Regions from separate parts of the Homo sapiens genome. Here region 1 is linked to region 2. Evidence: chromatin contacts called from ENCODE Hi-C or POLR2A ChIA-PET data. All regions are on one chromosome and are shown on one strand. The core of a region is the stretch at or near the end of the contact, and the rest is flanking DNA. Distances in the headings are between cores, read along the strand shown.

Region 1 (2,859 bases), core at 85-2,584, 220 kb after region 2:
TTAAAGTCACTGGTTTAATATCTTGGGAAAAGCAGATCCACTCAAGACCTCACAGGGTCCTGACAAAGGCCACTTCCAGCTCAGTGGAGTGAGACACTGGGGTGGGAAGATGTCCATTTTTTGGATGTGGGTCAGTCTCTTGCACAGGCAGAGGTATTGCAGCATGCTGTTGTAATGTGTATCTTCCTTGGCAGTGTCTGTTGAAAGCTGGTTGCATCAGTTTGTAATGGGGTGTAATGGCAACAAGGTGGGCCCAGCCCCCCCCAGGAAGTGGATCACTGAGCACAGCTTCTACAGGGCCATTTGTAGAGAGGTGGCAGCTGGGCTTCCCAGGGGCTGCCACCCAGGGCAGAGCCAGTGCTGAGGCTCTGACAACCTCGGCAGGGTGGGGAGAAGGCCAGACTCAGGGTGTTTATGTTTGTGGGTAATGACAGTCAGCTCTGGGCTCCAGATGATGCTTACTCCCTGGCCTCTGTGTTCAGATTAGGAACTTGCAACATCTTGCTGAGGACCATGTCAGGCTCAGCTCTAAGTGCTGTGGCTGAGAATTTTCCTTCCTCTCTGTGTGGTTAGTGGCAGCCTCCCTAGCAATGGCTGACCTCTAGCATACTCTGTCAAACTACAGGCAGCTGGGACAAGACAGGACATGGGGCTCACAGACAGGTATTCCACAACCTGGGCCCTGTCAACCCTCCCAGAAATGCATGGGCCATGAACCTCCTGCTGTGGGAGGGGCAGTGCAGAGAAGTCTCAATAAGCTTCTCTTGGCCCTCTGGGATCTCCACCATCCACAGTGTGTAGGGCTGAGCTGCAGGCTGGGTCTTCAGGTGGTGTCCCTGCACATCTGCTTTGCAGCGTGGCGTCTATAGAGCAAGAGTGAACAGGAAGGGGCCTCGGGCCTCCTGTAGCTCTGCTGGGCAGGGACGCTGCGGGGCCTCAGCTGGGCTTCCTTGGCTAAAGGGCACAGAGTGGCGTAGGCTGCAAGAGGACAAGCTAAGCTGATGAAGGCTCTATCACTCAAGGGTAGCCATGTAAAAAAAAATCCCTACAGGTAAAAGAAGCATGAATAAGACAGGCGGGGCATAACAGTGTCTCCCCACTGAAGCTGCAACTCTCTGCTTCACTGGCTTCAGCCTCCTCTCTGTGAAATGGGGGCAATGTCCCCTAGGCCTTTTCCTCCTGTCCAGTAGGGCTGAGGGTCTACAGGCCAGAGGGAGGCCTGGGCTCTGAGGCCTGTGCCTGTGTGGCCTCTGGCTGGGACCTCAGCCCCCATGTGCCACGTCACCTCCCTTGTCTGTGAAATACCACAACAGCAGCTCTTGCCAGCCAGTGACACTACCCCTTCCTGTTGTCTTCTTTACAAAGCATTTATGAAATGCTTCCTTTTCATGCTTCAGGAAACCGGTGGCCAGGAGGAGTTCTTGATTTCATTTTCTTCCCTAGAGATATGTGTGCTTCGAAATACACAAATTAAACAAAAACGAGGGCTGACTGGGACCAGGAGAGTGAGTGATCCTGGCTTCCCTTGATTTACATGCTTATTTTCCTTCTCAAATCACTCCAGTAAGTACAGAAGTCACTAATCTATTGCCCTCTATTATCTGCATTATAGTTAAAAACATCGACATGAACAAACAAAAGCCCTTGCGTAGCCTAGAGAAGTCACAAAGCTCACACCCAGACTCTCGCCTAAGAGAGTCTCTCAGGGCTCACTCAGGGACTATTTATTCTTGTTTTATTTTTTTAAATGTTGATACCCTCTCTGCTTGAGTATCCTTGTTTTAGATGCAAATCAGAAAAGGTTGCTGTATTGATCACAGTCCCAGCAGGAAACAGATGCACACTCCACTGGTAACAGGAGAGACTGAGGAAAGGACCGTTTCCAAGGGTGAGCAAGATGAAGAGAAACCCTCAAGGAAAGGTGAAGCATCCTGCAGCCAGCAACAGTGGGAGCTGTGACCACCAATCCCCAGGGAGGAGGTGGGAGGGCTCCTGGAACCCAGAGAGACCAGTAGGAGGGGACTGCCGGCAGGAGCTGTGGTTTTAGGGTGAAAAACACAGGCACTATTGACCTGAGACCTGGCAAGGGAGGGAGCTGGGGGGATAAAGCACCTCCCATTTCCCCTCCCAGCCTCCAACCTCTGGTCAGGGGAGGGGTCTTCAATTGGCCAAACCCAACTGGAAGCTTGGGGACCTGGAGCCTGGCTGATGGAATCCACAAAGGTCAAATCCTGGGAGGAGTGGGAAAGAGCAGAAAATCAACTGGAGCAGGGATGTGTGGGGGGGTGGCAAACAAACAATGCCCGGCAGAGTCACCGGGGCTGGCCATTTGAAAAGAGTACATCAGAAGCTAACGTGCTGTAATGTGGCACTCTCACCACAAATACATAGGATGAAAGGCAGCCAGGGACAGAGGCGGCCACGAAGAAAGGTTTAAAGAATCCCAGCAAAATGACTGGGGTCCTCATTATGGAAGAACAAATAGCTTTACTTAATAATTCCAAGGTAATAGCTTAATAGCTTAATAATTCCAAGGTAAACAAGTATTTTCATAAGGAGGACTCTGAATGATCAACAGAAGGTTAAATGTCACTGTACTGCTTCACAGAGCTGTTACAGGGCAGGGAAGACTATAACACAATGTAGAGATAGATCCATACAAGAGAGGTACAACAGGGTTTCCAGTTCAACACATCAGTTATTTACACTCCTAGTTTCCTTTCTCTCCTGAAGCACCACTAAAATGCTAGTCTAGAAATCAAATGGGGCCAGGTGCAGTGGCTCACGCCTATAATTCCAGCACTTTGGTAGGCCAAGGCAGGAGGATCATTAGAGTCCAGAAGTTCAAGACCAGCCTGG
Region 2 (2,701 bases), core at 60-2,559:
CTCAGCCGTGTGTTTCCATGAAAACAGGAACTGAAATGCACAAAACTATTGATACGGCTGTAGTCATGTGTTTGTCAGAGAAAATGCACTATCAGCTGTCAAATCTATCTCCTCCCACTACAGATAGAGGGGTGGGGGTGAGGCAGCACAGGAGGCAGAGAGGCGAGGTGCCCAGGCAGCCCGAAGCAGGGATGTGCTGGACGCTGCCCAGCAGGATGGTTCCAGACCGAGCTGGAGGGGAGTTCGGCCGGCCAGAGCAAGCTGAGGAGCTCTGGACGGCCAGCCCCGGAACCCAGAGGGCTGTTAGGTGGCCAGGCTGTGGAAGAGGAGGGGCTCTGGCGATACCTTTTCTGTTGCCATAGGAAGTCTCTTAGACAAAATGAAAGCTCCCTCAACCTGTCATCTCAATATCTGTTTCTGTGAGAGTATTTGGTTTTTCAGAAATGTATGGGCCAGAAAAATTCTCTCATTCAACAGGCATTTATTGAGTGCCTCCTACGTTCCAGGCACTATGCCAAAGCTAAGTAAAACCCAAGAGGGCTTTTCTTTGACCAGGATCTGAGTCAGGACTACAGCATGTAAGCTTTCTATTACATGTCTTCTAAATCAAGTGAAACCAGAAAGACCAAAACATGCTTAAGAGTAAAGATCAGACTTCTCGTTCTTTGAAAACATCTAACACCTTAGAGTTAATTTGGGCCCGCTCGTTTTCCATTAGACAAGTTTCTTGTTCAGACATTTGGGGATGGATCTCCCCATTTGCTAAAACAGACCGTGGGACGGCTTCTTACCTTGGAGGCAGCAAAGATGTCTGTTACGGTCAACTCGGTGCACAGAGTCTTGGTCCAGGCAGAAATGAGAGAGCAAGAGACAGAGTTAACCTCCAACCGGACAGAGAAGTCCTTGATGAGCAGCTCTCACTCCCTCCAACTGAGGAAACTTCCTACAAACCCTCAGAAAAAAGAGTGGCAGGGGAGAAGCCTCGCTGTGTGCCCTGGACTGCCACCAACCACCAGTTCCAACTTCTCTAGCAGCTGTTAACGTTTTCATGCCTAGAAATACTGAGAGCATCACCAGAACATCTGGAGAGATGGTGCCAGATAGGTACTCACCTTCTGCTCTGTGAGGCTGTTCAAAGTTTTGATGATCTCCTGTAAGGTGATATCGCACTTGTGTCCGTGGACAAAGTTGCCGGCACATGCTAGCAGGAAGAACAGAGGGGGAAGCAGTTGGGAGGTGAGACCCATTAATAGGTGTCGATTTGCAGTGACAATGTGAGGCAATTAGTTTATCAGGAGAAGCTAACGATGCAATGCTGACAAAGATATCTCTATATATAGATTTAAAATTGCTGAAACCGAGGGAAAATGAGTTTACATTGGAAATTTTCGTTACACCAGATTGTCAGTCACTTGGGGCCAATCAGCACCTCTCTTCCAGGAGAAAAAATGCCTCACAAACAGGTAAAATGTTCCTGTGAAATCAGACCAATAGGAAAATGAAACCTTTTTAAAAAATTAACTACAAAGTTTCAGCATAGGAAATTACACCATAATTTGCTCTTTAGATTAATCTTATCAGCTTGGGGCTGCTGCTGGCTTTTTGCTTTGCATAGAAGGGAGAGGCCACAGGTGTCCGAATTTGTTGTAATGCAGTCCTCCTGGGGAAAGATAGAGTAATATCAAGAAAGTTTTACTTGAAAAGTATTTTAACCTGGCTTCTTCCAAGTACAGGTGGCATCTTGGAAACTGTCCTGTCATGGAAAAGCTGATCTGGGGCTCCTTCTCTGCATAGAGGCAGAATAACAGGCAGACTCTCCTACCCCAGCACTGGGGGACAATGTTCTCCCAAGTTTAGGTGTTTTGAGAAGGACAGGTCGTATCAGGTGAGGCCTAGTTTGGGTCCCAGCAGGTCCATAAGGTCCTTACCCATAAGGAAGCCCTTGGCAAGGTAGGTCTATTCTGAGGTTTCAGGAATGACTTTTTTTTTTTTTTTTCTGAGACAGGGTCTCACTCTGTCACCCAGGCTGAAATGCAATGTTGTGATCAGGGATCACTGCAGCCTCAACCTCCCAGGCTCAAGTGATCCTCCCACCTCAGCCCCCCTAGCAGTAGGTGCGTGCCACCGCACCATGCCTGGCTCATTTTTATTTTTATTTTTTGATAGAGATAAGAGTCTCACTATGTTGCCTAGGCTCATCTCAAATTCCTGGGCTCAAGTGATCCTCCTACCTCAGTCTCCCAAAGCTCTGAGATTACAGGTGTGAGCCACCATGCCTGGCCAGGAATGCCCACTTTTTGAATGGAACCTAAACACATCCTCAGCTAATTAGGAAAAAGAGCTACAGTCTTACCAACTTACAAATCAGCCCTCCTAGTCAGTGCCCCACCACCCGCCCTGCTTGTTTTTTATTGAATTCATGTGGACACAATAAGGTGCTCATTGCCTCACCCCAGCAGTGAACGTAAGGACCCCACCACTCACTCAGGTGCCTGGGCCCTGTGCAAGGCCACCCCACCTCCCAGTAAGGGCTCATGGGCAGCAGGATTCTTGGGCCCTGCCTGCCCCCTGCTTTTCTCCCAGAACCTTCCCTTCCCTTGGTCTCTGACCTTCTTTTCCCTATGAATTTCTTTTTTTTTTTTTTTTTTTTGAGATGGAATCTTGCTCTGTCACCCAGGCTGGAGTGCAGTGGCGTGATCTT

Evidence for each region. Hi-C counts contacts between places; a loop is a spot of excess contacts on that map. ChIA-PET counts read pairs that join two places held with the same protein, here RNA polymerase II (POLR2A). Pooled maps may share reads with other maps.
Region 1: a pooled map shows a loop between it and region 2 (2.7-fold over the local background). The contact joins the enhancer-like site here to the promoter of IL4 in region 2. A Hi-C loop is called at or near these places in 6 of 37 single-sample maps with no recorded cell type and 6 of 50 pooled maps. POLR2A ChIA-PET finds 5 or more read pairs at or near these places in 1 of 52 experiments (activated CD4-positive, alpha-beta memory T cell).

Annotation. Positions count from the first base shown.
Region 1 is chr5:132,455,131-132,457,989 of GRCh38, reverse strand. All of the region lies in intron 3 of CARINH (colitis associated IRF1 antisense regulator of intestinal homeostasis), which reads right to left. Among named protein-coding and RNA genes, the nearest start is that of LINC02863, 30 kb to the right of the region's middle. RefSeq lists enhancers at 80-309, 237-906, 907-1,577 and a silencer at 1,856-2,048. Within about 2 kb of position 1,334, at least 30 of the 41 ENCODE cell types and tissues checked have a DNase peak (open chromatin) inside an H3K27ac peak, as active enhancers do.
Region 2 is chr5:132,672,597-132,675,297 of GRCh38, reverse strand. It overlaps IL4 (interleukin 4), which reads right to left and starts at 1,309. Exons shown (of 4, transcript NM_000589.4): 1 at 1,113-1,309; 2 at 792-839. The coding sequence starts at 1,247.